Linked DNA regions of Homo sapiens: region 1 is linked to region 2. A link is a loop called in an ENCODE intact Hi-C map of the cell type or tissue named here. Cell type or tissue: PC-3. All regions are shown on one strand. Links, peaks and the distances in the headings refer to the core of each region. The heading gives the core; the rest is flanking DNA.

Region 1 (8,338 bases), core at 61-8,060, 93 kb after region 2:
CTGAAATCTATTGTATCTATCAGTGAAATCTACCACTGTATTAGTCCATTCTCATGCTGCTATAAAGAACTGCCCAAGACTGAGTAATTTATAAAGGAAAGAGGTTTAATTGACCCACAGTTCTGCATGGCTGGGGAGGCCTGAGGAAACTTAAAATCATGGCAGAAGGCACCTCTTCACAGGGCGGTAGGATGCAGTAAGAGTGAGTGGCGAGCGAAGTGGGAAGCCCCTTATAAAACCATCAGATCTCATGAGATCTCACTCACTATCACGAGAAGAGCATGGGGGAATTGCCCCCATGATTCAAGTATCTCTACCTAGTCTTGCCCTTGCTTGTGGGGATTATTACAATTCAAGGTGAGATTTGGGTGGGGACACAAAGGCAAAGCATATCAATCACAGTCTATAATTATGTATTATTTACTTTTTACATTTTCTGTCATTATCCCTATGACGTAAGCTTCATGAGGAAAAAGACCTTATGCATCTTTTTACTTCTGGATCCCTGGGACACAGTAGGCATTCAATTAGGATATGTTGAATGAATTACACGATTATTCAGTCCTTAGGCTTCAATATGTGCATTTTTCTGGGGAAAATTTCTACAGCATTCATCAGATTCTTAAAGAGATTAATGATCTAAAAATTTTAATATTGCTTAATAGTCTACCTGTTTTAAAAGTTTAGGTTGTAAATGAATGCTTCCAGTTTAGTAAGGATTTTGTCACTTTTCATGCAAATATTGAAGGGCTAATAATTTAATTCTAGGAAAGTTTTGTATGTAATTACTACAGTACCCCATTGTATGAATGTGATTTGTACTCAAATTAGTTTTAAGATTTTGTTTTTTTTAAACTTGAAATCAAATCTGAAAAGAAAATATTGTGTATATACAGGGATATAACTTTTAGTTTCTAGTAATAAATAATTATGTTCCCGAGAATATTATTTTTTACAATTGATCTTTAATTTTTCATAAAACCAACTACATTTAAAAATGTTAAGTGATGTTTATAATTAAAATCTAGATTAAATATATTCAGAGCTTAAATATCAAGTGTTTTTTTTACTTCAGTGAAGTGAAAGGCTACCCTGGTCTCCAAAGGTCTCCAGGCCCAAATTCAGAGGATCAGTGGGGTTGGTGACAATAAGATGGATTATAATTTTCCTACTATTTAAGAGTTTTTCTCCTTTTTCATCTGGGTTAATTTGAGGGGAAGCATTCACCAAACTCATTTTAATGCACAGTATTTTTGCTCATTTTTGGTTGATATGGTTTGGATTTGTGTCCCTACCCAATCTCATGTCAAATTGTAATCCCAGTGTTGGAGGAGGAGTCTGATGGGAGGTGATTGGATCATGGGAGCAGATATCTTTCTGGCTGTTCTCCTGATAGTGAGTTTTCATAAGGTCTGGTTGTTGACCGGGCATGGTGGCTCACGCCTGTAGTCCCAGCACTTTGGGAAGCCAAGGTAGGCGGATCACCTAAGGTCAGGAATTTGAGACCAGCCTGACCAACATAGTGAAACCTCGTCTCTACTGAAAATACAAAATTAGCCGGGCATGGTGGCGCATGCCTGTAATCCCAGCTACTCGGGAGGCTGAGGCAGGAGAATCACTCGAACCCGGGAGGTGGAGATTGCAGTGAGCCAAGATTGCACCACTGCACTCCAGCCTGGGCAATAAGAGCGAAACTCCGTCTCAAAAAAAAAAAAAAAAAAAAAAAAAAAAAAGATCTGGTTATCTAAAAGTGTGTGGCACCTCCCCCTTCACCTTCTCTTCCTCCTGCTCCAGCTATGTAAGATGTGCCAGCTTCCCCTTTACCTTCTGCTATGATTGTAAGTTTCCTGAGGGCTTCCCAGCCAGGCCTTCTGTACCACTGGTAGAACTATGAGCCAATTAAACCTCTTTTTTTTTTTATTCTTAAATAAATTACCCAGTCTCCAGTAGGTTCTTTTTTTTTTCTTTTGAGATAGAGTCTTGCCATCACCCAGGCTGGAGTGCAGTGGCATGATCTTGGCTCACTGCAACCTCTGCCTCCCAAGTTCAAGTGAATCTCCTGCCTCAGCCTCCTGAACAGCTGGAACTACAGGTGCATGCCACCATTCCCAGCTAATTTTTGTATTTTTAGTAGAGACAGGGTTTCACCACGTTGGCCAGGCTGGTCCCGAACTCCTGACCTCAGCAGATACAACCACCTCAGCCTCCCAAAGTGCTGGAATTACAGGTGTGAGCCACCGCGCCTGGCCTCTGGTAGTTTTTAATAGCAATGCAGGAACAGACTAATAACACTGGTTGAAATCTGTGATAACAATCTTAAAAGTAAAAAAACTGAATAATAATCCTGCAACATTTGTCACCATAAAATTTTTTAAATAGCTTTACAAATAAGAATTTTTAAATATTTGCTTCTTAGCAGTATATTCTCAAAATCTTTTGTAAAGTATTCATGAACAAAGGTTGTAAATTTTTAAAATAACAAATTGATTTGGCCGGGCACGGTGGCTCACTCCTGTAATCCCAGCACTTTGGGAGGCTGAGGTGGGCAGATCACAAGGTCAGGAGTTTGAGACCAGCCTGGCTAACATGGTGAAACCCCGTCTCTACTAAATATACAAAAATTAGCCGGGCATGGTGGTGGGTGCCTGTAGTCCCAGCTAGTTGGGAGGCTGAGGCAGGAGAATCGCTTGGACCCAGGAGGCAGAGGTTGCAGTGAGCCGAGATCACGCCATTGCACTGCAGCCTGGGCAACAAGAGCAAAACTCCATCTCAAAAAAGAAAAAGAAATTGGATGAACCAAAGCATGGAGATGGGAATGTGTTAGACATGTTTGGCAAACAAATAGTAGTTTGTCTGGAGCATCAGGGTACCTACAAGGGAGTAGTAAGAGTAAAGTTGAAGAGCTTGTTAAAATATCCAGTAAACAATAGGTGTGGTGAAGTGGTGTCTTTCTTTGCCAGTAGAAGGGCTGCACTATTACTCACTTAGCTCATGAGTGAAATTACACCTAATGTGAAGGTAATCAAAAATATTTTTTGATATATACTTCATTATTAAGTGTTTGGTTTTTTTTTAAAATCTGATAGCAGAAGACAATTACATGTTTACTTATTAAGAGGAGAAAAAGGCAATTTTTATATTAATCCTAGATTTTATATGAAAAATCCCAAAGGTGTGAATTTTGGTGACATGGTATCATGACTGCTATAATTGCTGTTATTTAGAAGAGGAGTCCCCAGGAAGTTAGGAGAACTTTGGATGTGAAGCTATACTCCCCTCACCTTCCAAGCCCTCACAAGAAGGTTGTATAACAAACTAATGACTTACCTGGAAACCTACGCACAGGCCATGAGGATTGACGTCATTAGGTTAAGAGTCTGCAGACCTAGCTACTTTTATTACAGACCAGGAGTTTACAATGTGTTCTACAAGGAAGACGAGCTTCCAAGATACTCCATCTAGGATTTGCAGGTATGCTCTGGGAATAAAGTTGGTGTTTGTAGGAAAATAGCCTGTTGCATGGCAAGAGTGATAACATCTTGAAGTGAAATCTCCATAATGACTAATGTTTGACTCTGCATGCCAAAGTGTTCTGCAGCAAGTTCTCTAAACAATGCCTGTAACAACCCTCATAAAGATGCTTATCTGACCTCCCCAGTAGTCACAAGTTTCCACAAGAAAGTAACAGCTGCACATGTCTTTATCCTAAAGGCTTTTTTTCCTTTTCTCTTTTTTTTTTTTTTTTTGAGACAGGGTCTTGCTCTGTCACCAAGGGTGGAGTGCAGTGGCATGATTTCGGTTCACTGCAACCTCCGCCTTCCAGGTTCAAGCGATTCTCATGCCTCAGCCTACTTGAATAGCTGGGATTACAGGCATGTGCCACCATGGCTAATTTTTGTATTTTTAGTAGAGACAGGGTTTCACCATGTTGGCCAGGCTGGTCTCGAACTCTTGACCTCCAGTGATCTGCCCACCTCAGCCTCCCAAAGTGCTGGGATTACAGCCGTGAGCCACCGTGCCTGGCCCAAGGCTTGCTTTCTAAAGGATAATTTCTGGAGGACGGGTGTGAGGATCCACCATCTCGCAGTTGTCCGAGATACTGCTTATGTTTTCAAATCTCTGTGAAATATTTTCTTTCTGAGAAATTGGATTTGTTAGCCTTATTCTTTGGGCTTTAGGGGTAGGTTTGAATATACCTGCTGCTCACTATGGAACTGTATTCTTGAACTTATTTCTCATCCCACCATACTTAAGAGATCATGAGATTCCCTTTATGCGTTGAGATCAGACCTGACCACACATCTGGCTAATCTCAACTGTTGGTGAAGATTGTGGCATGGGTGTAGGAAGAATGTTTTCTAACAGAATCACAGAGATACCCTGAATATGTTCCGCATCTGTAAGGTAATCCACAATACACCCATAACCACCTACTTTCTTCCTGATTTGGTATTATTCCAGAGAGGCTAATGGCTTCCTCATTAGTTTGTCTATTACCTATAAAAAAAGACATGATGACCATACTGACTTACATTTACCTTATAATTGGCTCACAAACATGTCACTAGCCATTGCCGATCTGTAAAGATAGCCATTCCTTATGTATCAACCTGAAACTCCCATTTCAAAGAAAACTTTGGTGACTCTTCCATGAGATAGTTTCCTAAGTAGGGGGGAAAGATTACAGATTTCTGTCTTTGGGAGGCTTTAAGCTTTTCCAAGTCATGATATGTTATACCATATTCTTGCCCTTGCAAGTCTGTCATAAAACAGACTTTAGATTTGTGCTTGCAAACAGTGGCATTTCCCAAATCCTGACGTACCACTTTATTGACTTACTGTGAAAATGTTTGCGTTGAATTCTATTCTTTGTGAAGATGCTGGTGCCAAACCTGTACTGACTTTCATGTTCCCATTCTGTGTCTTTTTTTTTTTTTTTTTTTTCCTGAGGCTGGGTGTGGTGGCTCATACCTGCAATCCCAACACTTTGGAAGGCCAAGGAGGATGGATCGCTTGAATCCAGGAGTTCAAGGCCAGCCTGGGTGACACAGTGAAAATCTGTCTGTACTAAAAATACAAAAATTAGCCGGACATGGTGGCACATGCCTGTAGTCCCAGCTACGCGGGATACTGAGGCAGTAGAATCCCTTGCGCCCAGGAGGCAGAGTTGCAGTGAGTCCAGATCACACCACTGCCCTCCAGCCTGGGTGACAGAAGTGAAAACCTGTCTCAAAAAAAAAAAGTGTTTAACTGAAGTCAGAGGACCAGGATTTTTGTTTTGACTTTGTTTTGTCTTGAACTATAATTGTAAGTTCCTTCAACTAGGTACTAGCACCAGAATGATAAATGATTTCCTCACAGATAAAATGAAGAGGTAAGACTTGATGTTCTCTAAGAGCCCTTTCACTATTAAAATTTAATAAACTCTGTTAGATCAAGTGTGCAAAAAGAAATGGAGTATTTTTGTTTCTATTAGGATTCTGGAATTTAACAAAAAGAATTTTAATGCACCTTCACTGAGGGAATAGAGTTGGGAGAGCATGTCTTGTCACTGAAGCAACCTTCCCCTCTTTTCCTGTCTAAAAAGTTTGTATATACACCCCTCTAAGGAAATTAACAAGTTTCACCAAAGAAAGTGAGGTAATTGCTTTAGAAGAGTCATAACTTTTGTTTAAATCTCAAGGTTTAAAGTAACTAATAGGTCACTTTACCTAAGTAACCTAATCCAACCTACTATCTAAGTAGTTCTGAGCTGAAGTGGCTCTAAACGGATAGTTCTTTGTTTAAAAAAAAAAAGTGGGGGAGGGGGAGAGGGACAGATTAGACCCCAAAGACCTCAGTAATTCTAGAATTCATTCAACAAATCTTGCCAGCTACAGAGATGGATATGTAAAGGAAACAGAGAAGAAAATCTCTCCTTTAGAAATCTCATTCAGAACTAAGAAAAGAGAAACTGGAAAAAGAATGTAAAACTACCTCATAAATCTCATATGAACTTTACAGAATCATATTTTGGAAAATGAGATCCTTGTAATAAATTTTTAAATTGCAAATCACATTATTCATAAAGGTTTTTTAAAAATAAGCAGAACATTGGGAGGCTGAGGTGGGTGGATCACCTGAGGTAAGGAGTTCGAGACCAGCCTAAACAACATGGTGAAACCCTGTCTTTACTAAAAATACAGAAATTAGCCGGTTGTGGTGGCACATACCTGTAATCCCAGCTACTCAGGAGGCTGAGGCAGGAGAATTGCTTGAACCTGGGAGACAGAGGTTGTGGTGAGCCGAGATCACACCACTGCATTCCAGCCTGGGCAACAGAGCAAGACTCTGTCTCAAAAAACAAACAAACAAACAACAACAACAAAAAAAATCAGTACCTTTATTAGAACATTTCTAGAATGTAACAGTGCCTATTGCAGAAAGTCTTTTTTAAATTTCATAAGAAATTCTGCTAGAAAACATGAGGTTATTCTTGAATGTCAGTCAGCTGTTTTCTTATATAGTGAAATTATTTCATGGAAATGAGAAGTTACTTGCTACAAAAAATTACACAAGATATCTATAGATACATTGCTGGGTTGTTTTTTTTTATTATTCAAATGGCAAGAACAGCAAAAATCCTCTTTTTAGTACAACCATTATGGAAAACAGTGTGGAGATATTTAAAAACTAAGAATAGAACTACCATGTGATCCGGTAATCTCACTGCTGAATATATATTCTAAGGATTTGAAATCAGTATATCAAAGAAATATCTGCACTCTCAAGTTTATTGCAGCATTACTTAGAGTAGCCTAAGTGTCCATCAATGAATGAGCGGAAAGAAAATTTCAGACAAGAGGAATAAGTGCAAGAGATCTATTTTAACTCGTGATGACTATAGTTAATAGCAATATATTATATACTTGGGAAAAAAAGTCCTCCTTTGCCCACTATAATAATTGTATTCTCAGAATTAACTACTGTTGCCAGTTTGGAGTATATATTCTGTGTGTGTGTGTGTGTTTATATGTTTACATATATTGAAATATATAATTGTGTTATATAAAGTTTAGGTTTTTAAAAATATATTGTACGTATTCTGCAAGTCCCCTCCCCACACTCCCCCCCCCCCCATTTTTTTTAATTAATGATATCTCTTGGAGTTCATATAGGATTTCTCTCCTGGAGTTATCTTTATCCTGAAACATCAACTTTTCCCAGTCTACTAAATCACTCCTAACAGCACACAGACATGCTCTACTCCCATTCGCTGTTCTCCTCTACTTCTTGTTTATTTTTGTTTTTTTTTTTTCCTGAGATGAAGTCTCCCTCTTGTCACCCAGGCTGGAATGTGGTGGCACAATCTCAGCTCACTGCAACTTCCACCTCCCGGGTTCAGGCAATTCTCATGCCTCAGCCTCCCTTCCTGGTAGCTGAGGCTACAGGCATGTGCCACGAGGCCCAGCCAATTTTTGTATTTTTAGTAGAGATGGGGTTTCACCATGTAGGCCAGGTTGGTCTTAAACTCCTGACCTCAGGTGATCTCCCCCCACTTGGCCTCTCAAAGTGCTGGGATTACAGGTGTGAGTCACAGTGCCTGGCCTGGAGATAGTTTGGAGCCTTCACAACACGTTTCATCTCACAGACAAACACCAATCAACTAAGAGCATTTTCCTGCTGGGTTATGCTGTGAAGCCCTAGGAGTGCCACGATCAGTTAATGATGTCTGCCTAGGGAAAGGGGGAGAGGAGATAGAAGACGACGGAGCCAATGAAAAGGTCCCTAAAATCCACACTGATAGGGAGAAGAGAGTTTTCAGAACAAAGTGATCAATAAACAATATCAAACACTAGTAAAGAGATTCAGGCTGAAGGCAGACATCTTACATGAGTTTCTGGTTTACCTTGAAGAGAACAATTTCAATGGTGTATGTGGTAGTGGCAGTAGTCAGATTGTAACGAATAAAGGGAAAAAGGAATTAGGGAATGAGATGGTAAGTACGTATCCGAGGTTAAGATTTATGAAATAGGTAGATAGTACATGCTAGAACGAATTTTATTATATACAGTTTTTAATTCTCATTGAATCTAAGATCAGACTGTTTGAATCAAGAAGAAGGTAAAACCTAAAGTGAACAGTAACTCCCAAATGACTGTAGCACCTGATCTTAAGTAATAAATTTTAGTACCATTAATCTACTTATTCATTCATTCATTCATTCATTCATTCATTCATTCATTCGAGATAGGATGTCACTGTTGCCCAGACTGGAGTGCAGTGATGCAATCTCAGCTCACTGTAGCCTCCACCTCAAGCCATCCTCCCATCTCAGCCTCCCAAGTAGCTGGGATTA
Region 2 (8,338 bases), core at 99-8,098:
TGCTGCCTTGCATTTCATTAAATGGCTTAAACTGTTGTTTAAGCCATGCAATTTATGGCATTTTGTTATAGCATATGAAGACAATTATTAATACAATAATTTAAATTCTACCTACCAAATTATAGCTATTTTATTTATTAAAACCTCTCTTTAGCCAAGTGTAGTAATGCACATCTGTAGTCCCATCTACCTGGGAGGCTGAGGCAGGAGGATTGCTTGATCCTGGGACATGGGGGCTGCAGTGAGCCGTGATCACACCACTGCACTACATCCTGGGTGACAGAGCGAGACCCTGTCTCAAAAAAGAAAAAAAAGAAAAAAACTTCTCTCTTGTCTTCAGTTTTCTTTTTTTGTTTCTTTTTTTCTTTTTTTTTTTTTTTTTTGAGACGGAGTCTCACTCTGTTACCCAGGCTGGAGTGCAATGGCTCGATCTCGGCTCACTGCAGCCTCCACCTCCCGGGTTCAAGCAATTCTCTTGCCACAGCCTCCCAAGTATCTGGGATTACAGTCGCCCACAACTACATCTGGCTAATTTTTCTATCTTTAGTAGACATGGGGTTTCACCATGTTGGCCAGGCTGCTCTCAAACTCCTGAGCTCAGGTGATCTGCCCGCCTCAGCCTCCCAAAGTGCTGGGATTACAGGCGTGAGCCACTGCGCCTGCCCAATTTTTTGTATTTTTAGTAGAGATGGGATTTTACCATGTTGGCCAGGCTGGTCTCGATCTCCTGACCTCGTGATCTGCCCGCCTCAGCCTCCCAAAGTGCCAGGATTACAGGCATGAGCCACCGCACCCAGCCTCTTGTCTTCAGTTTTCTGAACTGTACAATGAGGGAAACGTCTTCTAGTGACACTTGAAAATCCATGAAATGCCTTACAAATGCAAAGCATTAATAATTTTATTATAGGTGTAAAAGTCCTATGAGAGGTCAGGATTGCTAAATATATAATCGTATTTCAAACAAGATGTGCTTAGCTCAAACAAGAGATTATTCTATCAGAAGGATAATCACAGATCATCAGAGGCAAATGCATTGGTATCTGCACTTTTCATGTAAAACTGAAGTCTGTTGCTTTAGACATGACAGTCTTGCTCATAATAACCATATTAAACATAGCTTCTTTTTGCTGGGCATGTTGGTGCATGCCTGTAGTCCCAGTTACTCAGGAGGCTGAGACAGGAAGATTGTTTGAACCGAGGAGTTTCAGTCTATAGCATGGTATGATTGCACTTGTAAATAATCACTATATTCTAGCACGGGCAGCATAGTGAGACCCCCATCTCTAAAAAAGTAAAAACAAACAAAGAAAAAACTTATTTTAAAAATAGGCTTTAAAAAATGTAGCGTATTAGCCAGGAGCAGTGGCTCACACCTGTAATCCCAGCACTTTAGAAGGGTGAGGCGGGTGGATTGCTTGAGCCCAGGAGTTTGAGACCAGCCTGGGCAACATGGGAAGACCCCTGTCTCTACAAAATATACAAAAATTCTCAGGGCATGGTCGTGTGCACCCGTGGTACCAGCTACTTAGGGGCCTGAGGTGGGAGGATTGTTTGAGCCCGGGTGGTTGAGACTGCAGTGAGCCGTGATTGAGCCACTGCATTCCAGCCTGGGTGACAGAGTGAGACCCTGTCCAAAAAAAATTTTTTTAAGCAATAAAATAAATAGCATTTAAATAAATTTATAATAACAAAATGGAGTTTAAACAGTAAAATTTATTATATGAATAATAAACAACAATAAAATGGCAAATAACTTCTTTTAAAATGTAATATAGGCTGGGCGCAGTGGCTCATGCCTGTAATCCCAGCACTTTCGGAGGCCGAGGCGTGCAGATCATCTGAGGTCAGGAGTTCGAGACCAGCCTGGCTAAAATGGTGAAACCCCATTTTACTAAAAATACAAAAAATTAGCCAGGTGTGGTGGTGTGCACCTGTAATCCAAGCTACTCGGGAGGCTGAGGCAGGAGGATCACTTGAACCTGGGAGGTGGAGGTTGCAGTGAGTCGAGATGGCTTCATTTCACTATGGCTTGGGCAACAAGGGCAAAACTCCATCTCCAAAAAAAAAAGTAATGTAGCTTAGATTTTTGTTTTGTTCTGTTCTGTTTTTGAGACAGAATCTTGCTCTGCCGCCCAGGCTAGAGTACAGTGGAATGGTCTCGGCTCCCTGAAACCTCTGTCTCCCGGGTTCAAGTGATTCTCCTGCCTCAGCCTCCCGAATAGCTGGGATTATAGGTGCACACCACCGCACTCAGCTAAATTTTGTAATTTTTGGTGGAGATGGGGTTTCACCGTGTTGGCCAGGCTGGTCTCAAACTCCTGCTCAAGTAATCCATCCACCTTTGCCTCCCAAAATGCTGGGATTACAGGTGTGAGTCACCGCGCCTGACCTATAGCTTAGATTTCTTAAAAGTAAAAGATGTATTGCTAATAGGTAGCTTGATGGAGAAAAGAAGTACTGTTTGCTGAGGTTTTTTGTTTGTTTGTTTTTTTGTTTTTGAGATGGAGTCTCATTCTGCCGCCCAGGCTGGAGTACAGTGGCATGACCACAGCTCACTGCAGCCTCAACCTCCTGGCCTCAAGCAATCCTCCCACCTCAGCCCCCCAAGTAGCTGGTACCACAGGTGCACACCACCACACCCTGCTAATTTTTGTATTTTTTGTAGAGACAGGGTTTCACCATGCTGCCCACACTTGGTCTCAAATGCCTGGGCTCAAGGGATGCATGCATCTTGGCCTCCCAAAGTGCTGGGATTACAGGCATGAGCCACCACACCCAGCCTGTCTTTGACCTTTACATAATGGAATCATGCTCTATATATTTTTCTGTGATAGTTTTTTCCCCATTTAGCATTTTTGAGGTTCTCATCCATATTCATGCCTACCGCTATGGTTTACCCATTTTCACTGCTGTATAGTGTTTCAATTTTAGTTTTTGTTTTTGTTTTTGCTTTTTGAGACAGAGTCTCACTCTATCGCCCAGGCTGAAGTGCAGTGACGTGATCTCGGTTCACTGCAACCTCCGCCTCTTGGGTTCAAGTGATTCTCATGCCTCAGCCCCCTGAATAGCTGGAATTACAGGCACACACACACCCAGCTAATTTTCGTTATTTTTTTAGTAGAGACAGGGTTTCACCCTGTTGGCCAGCTGGTCTCGAACTCCTGACCTCAGGTGATCCACCCACCTCAGCCTCCCAAAATACTGGGATTACAGGCGTAAGCCACCATGCCCGGCCTGTGTTTAGTGTTTTTAATACACTACAGTTTTATCCTTCTATGACGTTTCCAGGTTTTGCTATTATGAACACTTTAGCCAAGAAATTCCCACATATGTTTGTTGGTGTTTGTGCCAAAGTTTCTCTAAGGTAAATACATAGGAGTGAAATTGCTGGATTAGAAATGACATTTTCAATTTTTAAGACAATACCAAATTTTTATCCAAAGTCATTAGCAAAATTTCAGTCACATCAAGAGTGTATAAGGGGCCGGGCGCGGTGGCTCACGCTTGTAATCCCAGCACTTTGGGAGGCCGAGGCGGGCGGATCACGAGGTCAAGAGATCGAGACCATCCTGGCTAACACGGTGAAACCCCGTCTCTACTAAAAATACAAAAAAAATAGCCGGGCGTGATGGTGGGCGCCTGTAGTCCCAGCTACTCGGGAGGCTGAGGCAGGAGAATGGCGTGAACCCGGGAGGCGGAGCTTGCAGTGAGCCGAGATTGCGCCACTGCGCTCCCGCCTGGGCCACAGAGCGAGACTCCGTCTCAAAAAAAAAAAAAAAAAAAAAGAGTGTATAAGGGTTTCTGTGACTCTATTTCCTCACCAACATCAAAAATTGACTGATTTTAGGTCGGGCATGATGACTTATCCCTGGAATCCCAGCATTTTTGGAGGCCCAGGCAGGAGGAACACTTGAGGCCAGGAGATGAAGACCAACCTGGGCAATATAGTGAGACCCTGTCTCTCAATTTTTTTTTAAATTGACTTCTGTAAGCCAGGGTTGATGAATTTAAAATTTTTTTTTATTGAAAAATGTTTGGTTGGGCACAGTGGCTCACACAGTGGATATGGGATCTTGCTCTGTCACCCAGGCTGGAGTGCAGTGGCACAATCACAGCTCACTGCAGGCTCAATCTCCTGAGCTCAAATGATCCTCCCAGCTCAGCCTCCTGAATAGCTGGGACCACAGGTATGTGCCACCCCTTTTCTTTATTTCGGTAAAAACAGTGTCTCACTATGTTGTCCAGGCTGGTCCCAAACTCCCTGGCTCAAGTGATCCTCCTGCTTTAGCCTCCCAAAGTGCTGGGATTACAGACATAAGCCACTGTGCCCAGCCATCATTTTATACTTATTTGAATATTTATGACTGGTTAGCTAAAAAACTATTCAATGAAGCTTTCATCCACAGGAATTTACAAGAAATTCTCCAAAATACTCAGTTATCACTGAGGACTAATGTGCCACCAGAGGGAGCCCAAAGAGGTCGATGAATGTGGCATAGTAGCATTCAAGTCCACACAGGATAGGGGAGTTTAGCTTTACTTAACATTTTTATGGGTATTTTTCACTATTGCTTACATCAAGATCTTGGAGTTTTAATGTATTTTTGCAGTATGTCACATCTTTCCCCCGGTATTTCATTATTTTAATTTTGTTTTTCCATATGACTATGTACAATAAGACATCATGAGATGAAATAACTAGTTCAATATTATACATAAGCCTGGGCAACATGATAAGACACTGTCTCTACAAAAGATAAAAATAAAAAATAATTAGCCAGGCATGATGGCACACCTGTGGTCCCAGCTACTTGGGAGGCTGAGGCAGGAGGATTGCTTGTCCGCGGAGGTCAAGGCTGCAGTGAGCTGTGATTGTGCCACTGCACTCCAGTCAGGACAACAGAGCAAGACCATCTCAAATATATATATATGTTGCCCCTAGAATTTTTTTTTGAGACAGGATCTGGCTCTGTTGCCCAGGCTAGAGTGCAGTGACACAATCTTGGCTCACTGCAACCTCCACCTCCTGGGCTTAAGTGATCCTCCCGCCTCAGCCTCCTGAGTAACTGGGACCACAGGTGCATGCCACCACACTCAGCTGATTTTTCTTTTTCTTTCTTTTTTTTTTTTTTTAGAGACAGGGTTTCACCTTGTTGCCCAGGTGAGTCTTTTTTTTTTTTTTTGAGATGGAGTCTCGCTCTGTTGCCCAGGCTGGAGTGCAGTGGCGCGATCTCGACTCACTGCAAACTCCACCTCCCGGGTTCACGCCATTCACCTGTCTCAGCCTCCCGAAGTAGCTGGGACTACCGGCGCCCGCCACCACGCCCAGCTAATTTTTTTGTATTTTTAGTAGAGACGGGGTTTCACCATGTTAGCCAAGATGGTCTCGATCTCCTGACCTCATGATCTGCCTGTCTCGGCCTCCCAAAGTGCGGGATTACAGGCGTGAGCCACTGTGCCTGGTCTCCAGGTGAGTCTTGAACTCCTGAGCTCAAGCAATTTGCCTGCCTTGGCCTCCCAAAGTGCTGGGATTACAGGCATGAGCCAACATGCCTGGCCTACCCCTGTAATATTTAATGGCCTTCCTGATTCTCTATTCTTAGATTGTTCCCCAGGCACTACAGTCTTGACCTATCTCTAGATGCTGGAACCAATTCTGAAAGTGGAAGTTTACTTCATCGCTCTGGTTACTTCCTACAAGTTAAGCTTGTTTTATTCTAATCTTTTTTAAAACATTTTTTTAGAGATGAGGTCTCACTGTATTGCCCAGGCTGGTCTCAAACTCCTGGGCTCAAGCCATCCTCTTGCCCTGGCTTTCCAAAGTGCTGGGCTTAAAGGTGTAAGCCACCATGCTCAACCTGTCCTCTTCTAATCTTATTGGCTAGACCTAGTAATAGGATTCTGCCACCTCCTAAATCCTCATTGCAATTAATATGTCTTGTGTTTTGTTCTTCATCATCTAGGTGCCTGTCTGAAAACCAGTTCCTCTATGACTGTGATCTCCAAGTGATCACAGTCTTGTCCTGGAAGCCAGACTAGTGATATGCACCTTGTACCTTGCTCCTCAAGGCACCAACAAATAGGAATCCAGAGCAACTTTCTTAGCTGGAGGTTTAGTTTGTTTGTTTGTTTTATCCACACTGTTTCTGGGACAGGGGCTAATCCTACAATACGGACAGGCTACAGGCCAAGACCTTTGGCTGCTTCTTTCTTTGTCCTGGCTGCTAAGAGTTTGAAAAACAATTTTATGTTTGATTGCTATAGATTTTCTTTAGCAGCAACTGAGCAAAAAAGTTTCCTGATACATTTTCATCTATTTATTGAACTAATGAGGCTCTATGCTATGCACTTTGGAATATGGTAATATATAAGATTGACAAAGTCCCTGCCATTAAGAGTTTATAGTCTAGCAGGGGTTTAAGGCATCAAACAAGTTTTAACTGGGTAAGTACTAAAAAAGGGAATGACCCAAAGGAGGTTTACAACATGAAGGCTTAATCTCAGCTAACTGACGTTTTTTACTGGATTTTTGCCTTTAATTGTGGGGTGGTTTGTCACTTGTTTTGTTGTTATAATTTAATTTTACTTCAAGTCAACTCAAATTCTTTCAGTTGTAGGCAGAGATGTGTTTGCGTGTGTAATCATACAATTTTTTTTTTTTTGAGACATGGTCTCACTTCATCACCCAGGCTGGATTGCAGTGGCATGATCATGGCTACTGCAGTCTCGACCTCCTAGGCTCAAGCGATCCCACCTCAGCCTCCCAAGTAGCTGGGACTACAGAGGTGCCACCAAAGCCCAGCTGATTTTTTGTATTTTTTGTTAAGACGGGGTTTCACCATGCTGCCTAGGCTGGTCCTGAACTCCTGCGCTCAAGCAATCTGCCCACCTTGACTTCCCAAAGTGCTGGGATTACAGGCGTGAGCTACTGTGCCCAGCTTACACAATGGCTTTCATATATCCCTCCTTTCACAAAAAAATGTGAAATGATGTATCATGGGGGATATTCATTGCAATTTCTGAGATGAGTTTTTATTAATTCAAATAGTGGCTTAACAAATGGACACTAATCACTACAGAAGCTGATTCAATACAAAAAGATAGAATATGAGGGTGATAGTGCAAACGCTTAGGCAATTTAGAATGCAGGCAGAAGAAAGGAAAAAGGATTACTTGCACACAGGGGCCAGGCAAGTAACATACATGACTGAACCAGGTAAGGCTGGGACATGGTGGACCAGAGAGGGTTCAAGTGACTGCCATGTAGGAATCAGGGCCCAGTGTGGCCACGGCATCCCAATCTATAAGAGAAGCTAGAATTTCGATTTTTATATGAAATTCTCTATTTTTAATGTCAAATAACTTAATTTAAATGATTTTGCATAAGATGAGATACATGCACAATTTTAAAAAACTAAGAAAAATTTAAAAAATAAAAAATTGGCCGGTCACAGTGGCTCATGCCTGTAATCCCAGCACTTTGGGAGGCAGACGTGGGCGGATTACTTGAGGTCAGGAGTTCAAGACCAGCCTAGACAACATGGTGAAACCCCATCCCTACTAAAAAAAAATACAAAAATTAACTGGGCGTGTTGGCTGGCGCCTGAAATCCCAGCTACTTGGGAGGCTAAGGCAGGAGAATTGCTTGAACTGGGAGGTGGAGATTGCAGTGAGCCGAGATTGCGCCACTGCACTCCAGCCTGGGCGACAGAGCCAGACTCCATCTCAAAAAAAAAAAAAGATAAAAAAAATAAAAGATTGTGCAGGCTGAACAAAACGCCCCTGCCATTTTGGCATATTTAATTTATTTTCTTATTTTTATTTTTTATTTTATTGACTCTGCTTGATATGGTGTATTTAATTTAGACTCTAAATTTTATGATAACTTTCTAATCATGGACTCACCAACTTCTGCCCATTGCATCTTGTTTCCTCTGGTGTTTTACTCATCCCTGTCTCCTCTGTACTACCTACCTTCAATCCCAACGTCATTCACTGGCTTCCAGTATCATTAAGTGATTCCGCTAACAAAGAAGGAGATCTAAGGCCTTTTGTCCCTCTCTCCCCAGAGAGGTTTTCTTTAGAGGGAAGGGGAGTGAGTGGGAGAGGTGAAATACAAGGTTTTCTTTTCTTCCCCTGAAGTGGTCTACAGACTGAAAAGTTTAAACAACGTTGTCCCAGAATTTCCTTCCTGTCTGGAGAACAGTACACCTAGAAGAATAATTAATGGAGCTCTTTGCCACTGCTAAACCTGCACTTCTGGAGTCTTGTCACATTGCACAGCTCCCTGCCACTGGATAACTGTATATGGTACAATACTTAACCACACAACAACAAA

What was found. A loop is a pair of places that touch in the nucleus more often than their neighbours do. Peaks named below come from ENCODE experiments on the same cell type or tissue, not always from the same donor. Only the 100,000 strongest peaks of a DNase experiment are listed, where the experiment ranks them.
Region 1: it touches region 2 in a loop (5-fold over the local background); 2 of 110 quality-filtered maps call a loop at or near these places.

Annotation. Positions count from the first base shown.
Region 1 is chr14:63,673,320-63,681,657 of GRCh38, reverse strand. No RefSeq gene overlaps it. Among named protein-coding and RNA genes, the nearest start is that of WDR89, 36 kb to the right of the region's middle. In PC-3, for the core only: no CTCF peak of the experiment used is centred there; a DNase peak (open chromatin) is centred at 3,567; H3K4me3 peaks cover 409 bases; H3K27ac peaks cover 2,615 bases.
Region 2 is chr14:63,766,514-63,774,851 of GRCh38, reverse strand. It overlaps a transcript of SYNE2 not described here. Among named protein-coding and RNA genes, the nearest start is that of SGPP1, 43 kb to the right of the region's middle. RefSeq lists an enhancer at 1,090-1,149. In PC-3, for the core only: a CTCF peak has its summit at 4,453 (motif pointing right); a DNase peak (open chromatin) is centred at 4,481.